Regions from separate parts of the Mus musculus genome. Here regions 1 and 3 are each linked to region 2. A link is a contact called in ENCODE Hi-C or POLR2A ChIA-PET data. All regions are on one chromosome and are shown on one strand. The core of a region is the stretch at or near the end of the contact, and the rest is flanking DNA. Distances in the headings are between cores, read along the strand shown.

Region 1 (4,090 bases), core at 1,248-3,747, 60 kb after region 2:
AGACCAGCTGGAACTTTCATTTTTTTTTCAAACCTTATTTTTAAGGATGGCTGTTAGCCCACCACCCACCAGAGGTAGTGAAAAAGAAAGGATATGGGGGAAGTGGACCTGTTTAGAAAGGTTCTTTGGAGCAAAGAATCTCTGGTTCCATCTGTGTTGTCTGGAAATCAGTTCAGCTCACAGGTTAGCAGTGGCCGTTTGATCCACTTGCAAACACTTGAGGACACACCAGCAATTTAGTTCGGAAGAATCGGGATGGCAAACATGAATCAGTAGCAGCGGCACAACCTAGCAGACACAGCCAGGCCTCAGCCTCTGCTCAAGTCAGCAGGAGGGACCAGAAGGAATTCTGGAAGAAGCTAGTTCTCTGCTCTGTCTGTCTGTCTGTCTATCAGAGAAGCGAAGATCAGCAAAGACTCGAGACCCATAAGCGTTGCACAGCTAGCTCTATAGGCAAGCCAAGCTCGGCCTCCATCGCTGTCCTTTTTATACTCTCTCCAGGCATCACATGTTCACCATGGGCAAAATATCACTCTGCAAATCAGCCCGAGTCTGTGGAAGCAGCAAGAAACTGCAGCACATCACAAGGTCGTGTGTGTGTGTGTGTGTGTGTGTGTGTGGTTCTCTCTATGGAGTCCTGACAAACGCAGCTCAACTACACAATATAAGGCAGAATTACATGCATTTCGTTAGCTAAGAATCCTTCATCACGTTTCCTTTCTTTCTTTTAATCACATGTCCTTTCATGGGCCTGATTTAGCAGAATATCCTCTCTCCTGTGTCTACTTCAGTGAAACGTTCCTTCACCAGTCTGCCTTAGTCTTTCATCTGTGCCCATTTCAGGAAAACACTCCTTCACGTGTTTGCCCCAGCAAAACACCATCTGACACAATGACTTTCCAAAGACCACTTAAGTTTCCCCTTCAACTAGCTGAAACAACTAGCCCAGTGAGGTTGAACACCGCGTAGATTCTTGGACTTCCCATTCACAGCTGCCCATTGTTGGGTTAGTTGGACTACAGACTAAGTCATTATAATAAATTCCCTTAATATATAGAGACATTGCATAAATTCTGTGATTCTAGAGAACCCTGACTAATACAGGTGAAGAATAACAGGAAGTCTCCATGTGTGCACGTGTGTATGTGCGTGTGTGTACACGTATGCCTGCTTAAGTCTACTCAAAGGAGCCAGGTGAGAGAGACTCCAGCTTAAAGTCCCTTAGCCCCTGCTGGCACAGAGGAGCCAAGAGGGTTGAAGGCTGTATACACATTTGCTCTGAGGTAGGGGAGGGGAGGTTGCTTTGAAGGTGCTAGCTGTCTGCTGGACAGAGGCAGGAGGAAGGGCTTGGATGGAGGCTGCAGGAACCCTTGGCCCTAACTGAGCCTCTAAGGGCATTGTGGAAAAGAAACTGGCCGTGCCTGTGAATGGAGTTTGGAACTATTTCATCAGGGGGATCCTTGCCTCTGGTAAGGTGGGGTGAGAGTCCCAAGGTCCAGGCGTGGCAGCTTTCATCTGTGCATTTGGAATGGACTTGGCACTCCCACACCCCTGATGAAGTCAGGGGCTCCCTCAGGCTCTAGGGTCAGCCATGGGAAGGCTAGAACATGCTCCCAGTTCTGCCTGAGTGAAAAACAGCCCCAAAGTGTACCTTTCTTTGGACAACCGACTCTCTCTCTCTATCTCTCTGTGTGTGTGTGTTTTGAGATAGGGTTTCTCTGTAGTCCTGGCTGTCTTGGAACTTGCTTTCTAGACCAGGTTGGCCTTCAGTTCAGAGATCCACCTGCCTCTGCCTTCTGAGTGCGGGGATTAAAGATATGTGCCAACTCACACTGGACTTAAATAACTATCTACCTCATAGCAGGCATCATAATTCTGCCCCCCCCCCTTTTCTCCTGTGTTAGTGGTAAAGTCAAAGTGAAAGAAAGCGTTTAGCCCAGAAGACGACACAATAGGCACTATAAACAGCTCTTATACACGCATGCATCCATGCCTTTCTTTTGAGATTGGAGCCGAGGCTAGCCATGCCAGGGCGTTGGCAGGGCAGAGCAAGGTTCAATAGTTTAAGGGCTCAGTCCTATTCTAGGCCTTCCCACACGCAGATGGGGTAACAGCTGGATGTTTCCCCAAGGTCAGTGAGGGTCAGAGCAAGGGAAGCCCAGAGCAGGACTCTTGCAGCAGCCGCAAGCGCAAGCCAGGGAGCCTATTCTTGTGTGCAGTCTAGGACCGCACAGATCCAGCTCCAGGAGCCTGCCGGGACTCGCCCCGCCTCCATCACGTCCCGCCCTCCAAGCTCTGCCCGGTGCCCGGCATCTCTCACCACCCCTCCCCACCCCGCCACCTCGGGGCCCTCAAGTTTCTCCGAAGTTTTCCGCGGGTCCCTCTGAGAGTCCCGCCCCCTGGCCCGTGACGCAACAATGGTGCAGCGCGACGACCAATGGGTAGCGGCGGGGGCCGGCGGCGTGAGCCAATGGCGGCGGCGGCCCGTCCCGCGGTCCTGCCCGGCCCCGGCCGCACTGCGCCGCCCGCCGCCCTCCCCTCGGCGGCACCAGCACCGGCATCGGGAGACGGTGTCGCGGCGGCTCAGAGTGCAGCGGGCGCTGCCTCCGCTCCCGGCGTCGTGGGATCTCTGTCTGCTCGCCCGTGCATGGACGGCGCGCGCTCCGGCCCGCCGCAGGGACAGGGTCGCGCGGCTTGGTGAGTCGCCTGCCCCGAGCGCCCCGGTGCGCAGGTGCAGCCCCTGATCCTGGCCACCGGCCCGCAGACACTCGGGCGCGCCCCGGGAGGGGTCAGGGAGGATCTGGCCGGCGGCCCAAGCTCCAGTCACAGAGCCGCGGCCGTGACTCTGCCCAGTGACGTGGGGCGGCCGAACTTTACGTAACCCGCCCGGCACCCCACGCGTGCCCACACAGTGCATCTGGGGCGCAGGGGGCCCAGGTTCCGGGAGGAGCTGCAGTCATGCCAATCCCCTCAGAGGGGCGTCTGCCGCAGCCCACTCTATAGTGCTCACCTCTGTAACCCAGTTAATGGTCATGACACTGTGGACGAGGCCCTCTGGCTGTCCCAGGTCCCTTGTAACCTAGAGCTTACCCTTGCTGGAGGCAGTAGGGCTCTTGGGCAGGGAGACCAAGGGTGAATGGCCAGGGCTCAGGTTTGAGGCTTGGGACCCAAGGTGGAGGTAGGGTTTTTAAACTGGGGTCTGCAGTGTATGGAACGGCCCTCAAACAGAACGCAGGAGACCTAGGCTCTTGTCCTGGCTCAGCCTGACTTGGTGACTGACCTTGGACTAGCTTGTCCCCCGTTGAAAAGTGAGATGGCAGTATCGGCCTCATGTGGATGGACCTCGAGAGGACTGCAGGTGGTGTATGCTCCAATCCCCCCACTGACTTCACCTTTTCCCTCCTCCCAGGAGCTCCTTCCTGATGGGCAGGAAAATTGTTTGTGGATAAAAGAGCCAGAGCCACTTTCCAACTCTGGCTGCGGGCGGGCGCACTGCCAGCCCTGGGCCACCACTTTCTTGTTGATGAGGTTTGGTGTGTTAGAGTGAATACCTGCATCTACAGAACCCAGGGCCGCCTGCAGGAACCAGGTAGGTCTAAGTGAATAATCTCCACGACCCTCCTGGAAAGAAGTTTGAGTAGTCTCTTGGGGTCAGGGTAGAAGTAGAGTTGGGGCTGGATTTGGGGGTGTGAGGGTGATTTGGGCTCAACTTGTGCTGTGAGCCTGAGTCTTCTGCGATGTCCCATGGGTTCCTCTTTATTTGCAGTTGGAAGGACCTGGCTCAGGTGTGAAAGGAGCGCTTTTTGAAGGTTCCAGGGCTGCAGAGGGTTGGCACACGGAAGGCTCCAGCAGATCCAGCCTTCTCTAGCACAGGCAAGAGAGGAAGTGCAGGTGCAGAAATTCAAGAATGGTTCTGGGTCCAGGAGAGAATAGAGCTGGGGGCAGTGACTGGCAGACCCGATTCATTCGACCCTACTTCGTCTCACAGGTTGGTCTGGGGTGGTGTGACCCATGCTTTGAGACTCCCGGAGGCCAGCATGCCGTGGGACACCAGGCCTGGACGCAGCGCCAACGGAGGGCCCGAGGGTCC
Region 2 (4,186 bases), core at 1,383-3,882:
CCTAGAATGTGTAAGGACCTGGGTTCAATCCCACCATGACAAAAAATAAATAAATAAAGTTAACTATCACATCTTGAGATATAAATATGTACAAGACCTAAAAAATATTAATAACCAAACTAAGTCTAAAGACACTGAAGCAGGATGATACCAAATTTAAGTCCAATTTGGGCCACATAGCAAATTTTTAAGACAGCCTACATTACGGAGAGACCCTATGTCACAAAAGCAAAAATGTCCCAAGAGTCCAAAACTTATCCCATGACAACTGATGTTTCAAAGAAGAGTCTAACTCTAAAGGCACCAGGCACCTCAATGACAATGCAGAGACTAAGAGATCTAAATCCTGTGACCATTAAATATGTCCTTTTCCTAGGTCCCATCAAACATTTACATAACCTTTGAAAATATGTAACAAAAATGACTCAAGTTTCTGGAAGGTCTGACTGCTCCACTCAGTTTTTAAGAGTAACTTGTGAGAGAAACTTTGTGGCAAGCTTCATGTTCACTATGTATCACTGCAGTCGGACTTGACCTACAAAATGAGGATAGGGTCAACTGTAAGTGAAAAGCAGTATGCTTCCCCTGGTGGCCAAGCTAGGGATGAAGCCCTGCTCAGAAAAATGAAAAAAATGAAAAGTGACTCCCAGAAAAAGATGTGAGGAAAGGGGAAACTATCTAAAACGCTAACAGGAGTTTACGAAGCGGGGAGTTATACTACAGAACTGTGAGGGACTGGAGTCATGCATTTGCAAATCATTTATTCTTGGGGTGACCAAACACTCACCCTGAATCCCTCTCTTCTGTGCTTTCACTTTTACCTAAACACAGAGTTCAGCACCTTAATAACAACTTAAAAGCAATCTCCTTTTTCAAGGACCAGATCCTTGCAATTTTCTGCAGTCTTGTTTCCAAGGAAAAGCATTTATCTTTTCAAACTAGTGGTATAACCTACTTAGAAAAACCTCCTGTTCTAAAGCCCTCCAACCAGGACGGTTCACTCTAGCTGTACAAGATTGTCTTTTGAATTTTATTTCTGAAACAAAACCCACGGCCTTTCAAACATTTCCTGTAACCACCACCTTGAAAGACAGTCTCATACAGAGATGGGACAGAATCATAGGCATTAAAATCTGGCGAATTCCTTTGTCTGATAGGATTCCCCCCCCCCCACCCCCGTACCTCTTTAAATTTGCTTCCACACAGATCACCAGGAAGGCAAGTAAGAATGCCCCTTCTTAGGGGACAAGGATTTCTAGTAGATGGAAATGGCCGGTTAGCTAAACCTTTTGATGGTTCTATTCTTTCACAACCTCTTCCTCCCCACCCCATCCCCCCCAAAAGAAAAAAGAAATAAAGGAAACACACATTTACAAACAGATCTTAAAATAACAGCCACAAGTCGGGCTCTCTTATCTAGACAGATGCTCTCTGGAAAGCACACTTCTTTTATTACCTGATTGGGGTGGAGGGACAGGAAGATCTTTACTCCACCAGCCCTCGGGATGGGATGGGATGGGATGGGATGGGATGGGATGGGATGGGACAGGATGGGACCGGACGGGACAAGACGGGATGAGAGTCAAGAGGCAATAAGAGCGTAGGGTTGGCAGGGTAACGCTAGGAGCCAGTTTGAAGTAAGAAGTCTCTGCGGAGCCCTGGGTCCGAGCGCCCCAGGACGCCAACTCTCCAGCACTGCCACCCGGGATCCCGTCCTAGCTCCGGTACACCACACCTGGAGGCAGAGACATCCCACTCCACCCCGGCCAGGTGTGGCTTTCTCAGAGCCGGGGGACACTGCGGGCCCAGTGCTGTCCCCACCGGAGCCCATGGCCTCCCCGCACCCGAATCTGCAGCACACTCGTGTGCGAGCGTGCCGCGCCGCCTGCCCTCGCGCCCCGTGTGCCCCCGCGGACCGAAGGCCAACACGCACAAAAAACAAAGTTGTCTCCCGAGCTCCCGTCACTCGCTACTCACCAGGATCGAAGTCGGGCACCGCCGCTTGGTACTGGGGTCCCACCCGCATGCCACCGCCACCTGCGGGGAAGCAGAGCACGGCGGTCAGCGCGGGCGCGGACACGGGCCGGGCGCGGGGGCGGCTGCCACCTACCGTGCTCCTCGTCGCTGGACGAGCCCGAGCTGCCTTCCTCCCAGGAGTTGCTGCCGCTGTTCCCGTTGGGAGCCGCCGCCGCCAAACTTTTATTCTGGCCATTATTGGGGGCGGCGGCGGCCGAGGCGGCGGCGGCGGCCGAGGCGGAGGCGGTGCCGGCCGAGGCGGCGGCTGAGGCGGCGGCCGAGGCGGCCGAGGCGGCGGCCGAGGCTGCGGAGGCCGCCGTGTTCCTCCCTCGCCGCTTCCCTGAGACCTCGGGGCCCTTCTCCACCATGGCCGGCATCGGCGGGGCCCGGGGCCGGGCCAAAGTGACGGGGACCCCGGCTCGCGAGGCGCGGGCGGCGGGCCGCGGGCAGGGGGCGCAGGTGGGCGCCGGGCCGGGCGGGCGAGCGCGCGGGATCCGCTGGCGGGAGTTGGGGCTAGAGGAGGCCCAGACGGGCGGAGCAACGAGCCGCCTCAAGCCCCCGATGCCGAACGGAGCGCAACTTTGGCTCTCATCGCCGCCCGCACTTCGCTGGCTCTAACTACTCCGGGAGCCGCGGGCGGGGGGGAGGGGCGGAGCCTGGGGGGGAGGAGGGCCGCGCACAGCCTAACCCGTCGCTCGCAAGCTCCGCCCCTGCGAGCTTCCATTGGCTCTCACGGGATCCGGGCGGCAAGCAGGGGCATGGTAGGTCTCTGTGCGCGTCCGTCAGGCCACGGGGGCGGGATCACGGGAAGGAGGGGGAAGGTTCTGTGCTTCCGTTGGCCAGGTTGGGTTGACGCGTATCGCCCACTGTACGTGGTTTGAGGTTTGCGATCGCTTTACGCCCCATGATCCATCTCTCGAGGCAACAGCGAGGAGTTAGCCCCCTCCCCCTCCCCAGCGCCCCGCTCCCTCCGCTCGCACCCTGTGGGCCCCGCGCCACCTCCCCCGGGGATCCCGCCGAGCGTCCCATCGGCTTCCCAAAGTGAATGTGCCCGACGCGAGAACAGAAATCGCGGGCAAGGTCGGGACTACTTTCCCCCTCGCGCGGAGGAGTACGCGCACAGTTTGAATGGGTTCTATACAAAGAGGGGAAACTAATTGGAAGAAACTAATTGCGCCCCCGCGTCGCCCAGGGGCGATCGAGATGTACTAGAGCAAGGGAACCTGGGGACGAGGCTCTCAGGTGGCAGTGTCCCCCGAGGGAAGGAAAGCGGTTGTGCCTGGAGACGATGGAGCTCCCCGCTAATTGGGTTGGGGGCCACCGGCTCCCCACGTTGCCTGAGGGGCCGAGGGAGGAGTCGGGATGTTCGGCCGGGGAGGGCCTCGAAGCCGTCGGGGTGAGGGGAGGTGCCGAGTGGCCCCGGGACAGCAGGAGGGACATAGATCGACTAGGGGCCCCACCGCGAGGGGGAAAAAGAAGGAGCTTGAGTCCCCAGCTCGGTAGAAGAGGAGGGTCACTTCCCGAGACCCGGGCCCTTCCCCCAGCCCGCAGGGCTAAGAGCCTGAACGCGGAGGAGTCGGTGACACCCAGCCCTGGGCGTCCTTGTCCCTGGAGTGATCAAGCGAGGGGCCCCGTCACTGCCTGACAGCTGCCTGTGGGGCTGGGTGGGCTGCCCCACCCCCCGCGCCAGCGACCAAACCTGGGGACTATAGGTGAAACCGTTTGCTTTAAATTAAAAATAAATAAATAAAACAGGAGATGGCTATTTTTCGTTTATATTACTTCAGACCTGGGCTTCATATGGGGACAGTTTTTACACCCGCTCAGGATATAAATAGCTACAGAGAGAAAACGAGAGTTTTATGGTTTGAAAGCCCGCATAAATAAGCAGGGGTTTCTCTTCCACGTTTTCTGCCCCGCGAATCATTTTAAACTTCACTGAAGTGACCATGGTCACTTCTAACTGGCCTTCAAGAACAGGGCCCAGAGCCTCCCGGTAGCAGATCCCTGCCCCCACCAAGTTCCTGTTCTTGCTCTTGGACTCCTCTCTGAAGGACACCCCTCTGCTTAGAAAGTCCTGGGCACTGCAGGCATGAGCTCTGGAATAACCGGGTCCAGCTGGCCTGGTCAGCAAATAGACTGCTAAATCAGAGGTGGGATCCAGGGGTGA
Region 3 (4,001 bases), core at 936-3,435, 50 kb before region 2:
CTACAATCCATGTTGCCACAGAAGATCTGTGTAGAACAGGGGATGAGCGGGCTGTGCTGAGTCACCCTAAGACGGGAAATGGAATACACAGTCACAGACGAATAAGGGATGGACTGGAAGAGGATCAAGCAGGAAAGGGGAGGGATGGGGAAGAGGGGAGGAAATACAGGGACGGACAGCTAAAACTAGGGCCCATTTAAGGGGTTGTATAGACACCTAATACAATAGAAGCTCCTTAAAATATATACATGGAATAACAGGGAGACAGACCCCAGGATGGACATCACTTGTCACCTAATGAAGTCTCCACTGCCAGGAATGGATTAAGTCCTGTCGCATTGTGGGTCAAAGGGGCCCCATGAGAACCTCAAACAACTCAACACTGTTCCCAAGGTTCCTGAGGTCCTGTTCTGAAGACAGCACTTACACAACTCCCTGAGCTAGAACTTTGGTCCCAGTACTAGGGAGGTGGATCTCTGAAATCTAGGCCACTCAAGCCTACACAGTGAGATCCAATCAAAAAATAAAGAAGTGGCAGGAGCAACAGTCCAGCAGGCCAGAGCACTGGCTGCTCCTGCAGGACTCAGGGCCAAGTCCCAGCACCCACACAGCAACTGACAATTATCCCTAACTCCAGTTCTAAGGGTCCAAAGGGCACAAATACACTTAGGTGGACAAACATTTATACACATAAAGTAAAATAAATAAATCTAAAAAAATAACTCATCAAAAGGGCTGGAGAGAAGGCTCAGAGGTTAAGAGTCAGCTCTTCCAGGTCCCGAGTTCAATTCCCAGCAACCACATGGTGGCTCACAACCATCTGTAATGGGGTCTGATGCCCTCTTCTGCTGTGTCTGAAGACAGAGACAGAAAAACAACAAAGGTAAGACAGTTTGCTAAGTCAATGATGGTGGTATCTGCCCCCAAAAGTAGAGACAGCACAGGCCAGCTATGTTCATGAAGGGTCAGGATCCAATCCAAGCTCTGCCTCTATTTACTGCGCAAAAAAAGTCAAGACTGACCTTGAACTTGTGGCAATGCTTTTAGTGCTTCGCTATAGCAACTTATAGGTTTCTACTATTTAATAAAAATTTCGGTTACTATCATTTTGGATTTACCTTCAAGACTGTGACCCAAAGGACTGGGCTTTAAAAAATTAAAATGTGGTCTGGCAAGGTGGCTTTGAGGTAAAAAGAAGCACTCATTGCCAGTCCTCACACACACATGAACCCTGGAACAAGGAGAGGGTCAATGCAGCAAGCTTCCCTCTGACCTCTACACCTGCAACAGTGTGAATATACACACCCAAAATTTAAATAATTAAAACTAAAGTGCAGTTGTTCAAGGTAGTGTGCCTAGAGAGCAGCCAAGTTTCCCAAACCAGCCAATGCCAGCTACCATGAAGACAGAGTTGCTCCGCTCTCATGTCCACCAACCTAGCCTTGCCTTGCCTTGCCTTTCCTTTCCTTTCCTTTCCTTTCCTTTCCTTTCCTTTCCTTTCCTTTTTCATCTATTTGTTTGTGACAGTGTCTCTCTACGTAGCCCTGGATGTCCTAGAACTTGCTATGTATGTAGGCCAGGCTCGTCTTAAACCCAGAGACCCCAACTGTAATTTGTTTTGAACACTGAGTGTCCACTGTCCCCAGCAGAGCTCGGTCGCCTAACTGGGAACATCAGCCACGGGCATCCACTCTTCTTGCTTTTCTTGAAATGTTCTTCGGAGTTAGTTACACAAATACTAATTTTGGTAGGCCTCTCTGCTACACTACCTGGTCCTCACTTCTCTGATTTTCTGAGAGAGGTGGACACCTACCCCCCACCCTACTTTGCACAGGACAGCATTTGGTACAAGCGATGAAATGGGAGATATGCATTAGCTAAAAACTCCCTCATGGTTAAAAGCCCTTCCATGAAAATAAACTTTCCGCCTAAGAAAATCAACTCTGCTCTCATAAGAACAAAAGCTTACAGGAGCTTAAAGGAAATGAAATGGCTCAGGAGAAACACAAGTCCCCTGAGGATCTCTCCAGGGGAGAGTCCGTGTCTGTCTCTGTAAGGGGCTGAGGGGTCCTGTGCAGAACCTCTTGGGGACCAAGGCAGGAGGTCCACAGAGGTCACACAGCTTAAGCAGCAGCACAGTGGCTCTGTCCCCAGGGCATCCTGCCCACGCTTGGGAGAGGAGAGGCCTGTCGCTGACTGACTACTCCCACTGACACCCGCCTGCAGGTCAGAAGCCTCAGACTCAGCACTGGGCAGACTCCGTCTGCGCTGACATCACCACCATGGCGCAGTGCAGGGCTGTTTACTTGACAATTATATCCAAACAGGCCTGGAGAACCACCTGATATTAACTCTGATGGTGACAGATCTGCACCACTGTGATCATAAAACAGAGACTGTATTAATCCATGGCTTTTTAGGGTTGCAGTACTCACTCACTATTTGGTGTAGCTTGAACAGAGTAAAATACAGCATGATCAAAGGAATGTGATAGAGGCCAAAGGCAAGTAACAAAATATGCCTTGGCTTGCGCTTTGTTTCTATGTTAATATTTTTAACCCAATGAAACAAAGTCCTTAGAGTAGCAAGAGTTTCAAATTCAATTGCAAAAGAAAGAACAGATGAAAGCTGCTATGGTAACCAATTCACCCTTCCCTCCCCCAGACACTGCAGATTCAGAAACTGTCATCCTGAGTCGGTTACAGAGTAGGAGGCTCAGACCATAAGGCAGGCTGAGGACAAAGCTTATGGTCTTAATGGAGCTTAGAAAAAGACTATAACGGTTTGCAGTGGCACTAGGTACTGCAAAGGAAACACTACAGTAATTTCTGTCATGGCTTAAAATTGAGACTGCCAAACATTTCTAAAGAATGTAATAACAAGATTGGAGATGCTGCTCAGTAGAGCGTTATGCCTGGTGTGCACAAGGTTCTGGGTTCAATCCCCAGAACAATGGAGTATGATAAAAAAAAAAAGACCATGGCATTTCCTTTTATTATTATGAAAGAAGTTATCCCTAAGACTCACATAGAAGCAAAAGGAACATTTACGTACAACAGTTCTGCCACCTGGTGGACAAAGACATTACTACAGCCAACATCTGAACCCTGACTATCTTGAAGGAACAAGAGAAGGCAAGTCAGAAACAAGATAACTATGCTGTTTGTTACTATTCCCACTGCGTGCGTGCCCATTCCCCAGCCACCAGTGAAGACCACCATGGAGAGACAAGAGATGACTGCTCCATCCCAGCGCACAGCGCAGGAGGCTAAGTTCTCTTCAGGTCTTAAGTGTACTTCTCTGTAACTGGATAATTCTGTCCTCTTTTCCAGAACTCACATTTGCATATCAGTGTAAGAGTGAGCAGACCAGGCACACCTTTACCCTCAGCCCTCAGGAGGCAGGTGAGTCTCTATGCGGCCAGTTTGGACGTCACTGTGAATTCCGGACCAGCCAGAGCTACATGGTGAGACCCTGTCTCAAAATAGTCAGACACACACACATCCCTTCAACTCTTCCAGACCTGTCCCTAAGCAGGGAGCTGAACACTCACAGCAACCTTATTAACTGTGTGTACTTGGCTGTGCACGAAATAATTCAAAGACTCAAGATCTGCCTGGCTTTAATAGGGAGGGTGGGGTAGAGGGCGGCATAGACTAAGACAGTGCGTCATCTCTCTATTCTTGAGCAGAATGGAAAGAAAGCAGCCTTGGCTTCTCCTGAGAAACTGCTAGCTGAACTCCTTTGCTCGACTACAGAACAAGGATGAGACTCTTCGTCAGTCCTTCATAGAGTATTAGGAAAACATTTAAGATACACACGTGTAAACAATTATCAAATCAACTCTGTCACAACATTTCTTTTTTGCAGTGCTAGAAATCACACCTGAAGTTCCTTCCATCCATGACAGGCAAGTGCTCTCCTACTGAACACAATCCCTTTTATGTTTCTTTTCTCAGTCCTGAGAAACAAATCTAGGCCTTTCCTATGTTAAATCAATT

Evidence for each region. A loop is a pair of places that touch in the nucleus more often than their neighbours do. ChIA-PET counts read pairs that join two places held with the same protein, here RNA polymerase II (POLR2A).
Region 1: POLR2A ChIA-PET joins it to region 2 with 24 read pairs in Patski. The contact joins the promoter of Ankrd9 here to the promoter of Rcor1 in region 2. POLR2A ChIA-PET finds 5 or more read pairs at or near these places in 3 of 5 experiments (Patski and embryonic stem cell).
Region 3: a map of left cerebral cortex shows a loop between it and region 2 (2.1-fold over the local background). The contact joins the enhancer-like site here to the promoter of Rcor1 in region 2. A Hi-C loop is called at or near these places in 1 of 37 maps with a recorded cell type or tissue (left cerebral cortex). POLR2A ChIA-PET finds 5 or more read pairs at or near these places in 2 of 5 experiments (both embryonic stem cell).

Annotation. Positions count from the first base shown.
Region 1 is chr12:110,977,447-110,981,536 of GRCm38, reverse strand. It overlaps Ankrd9 (ankyrin repeat domain 9), which reads left to right and starts at 2,497. Exons shown (of 3, transcript NM_175207.5): 1 at 2,497-2,697; 2 at 3,410-3,589; 3 at 3,989-4,090. The coding sequence starts at 4,038.
Region 2 is chr12:111,037,813-111,041,998 of GRCm38, reverse strand. It overlaps Rcor1 (REST corepressor 1), which reads right to left and starts at 2,632. Exons shown (of 12, transcript NM_198023.3): 1 at 2,111-2,632; 2 at 1,978-2,037. The coding sequence starts at 2,393.
Region 3 is chr12:111,087,548-111,091,548 of GRCm38, reverse strand. The region is part of intron 3 of Rcor1 (REST corepressor 1); the gene reads right to left. Among named protein-coding and RNA genes, the nearest start is that of Rcor1, 50 kb to the right of the region's middle. Within about 2 kb of position 2,185, at least 2 of the 3 ENCODE cell types and tissues checked have a DNase peak (open chromatin) inside an H3K27ac peak, as active enhancers do; they include left cerebral cortex, where a contact is called at or near this core.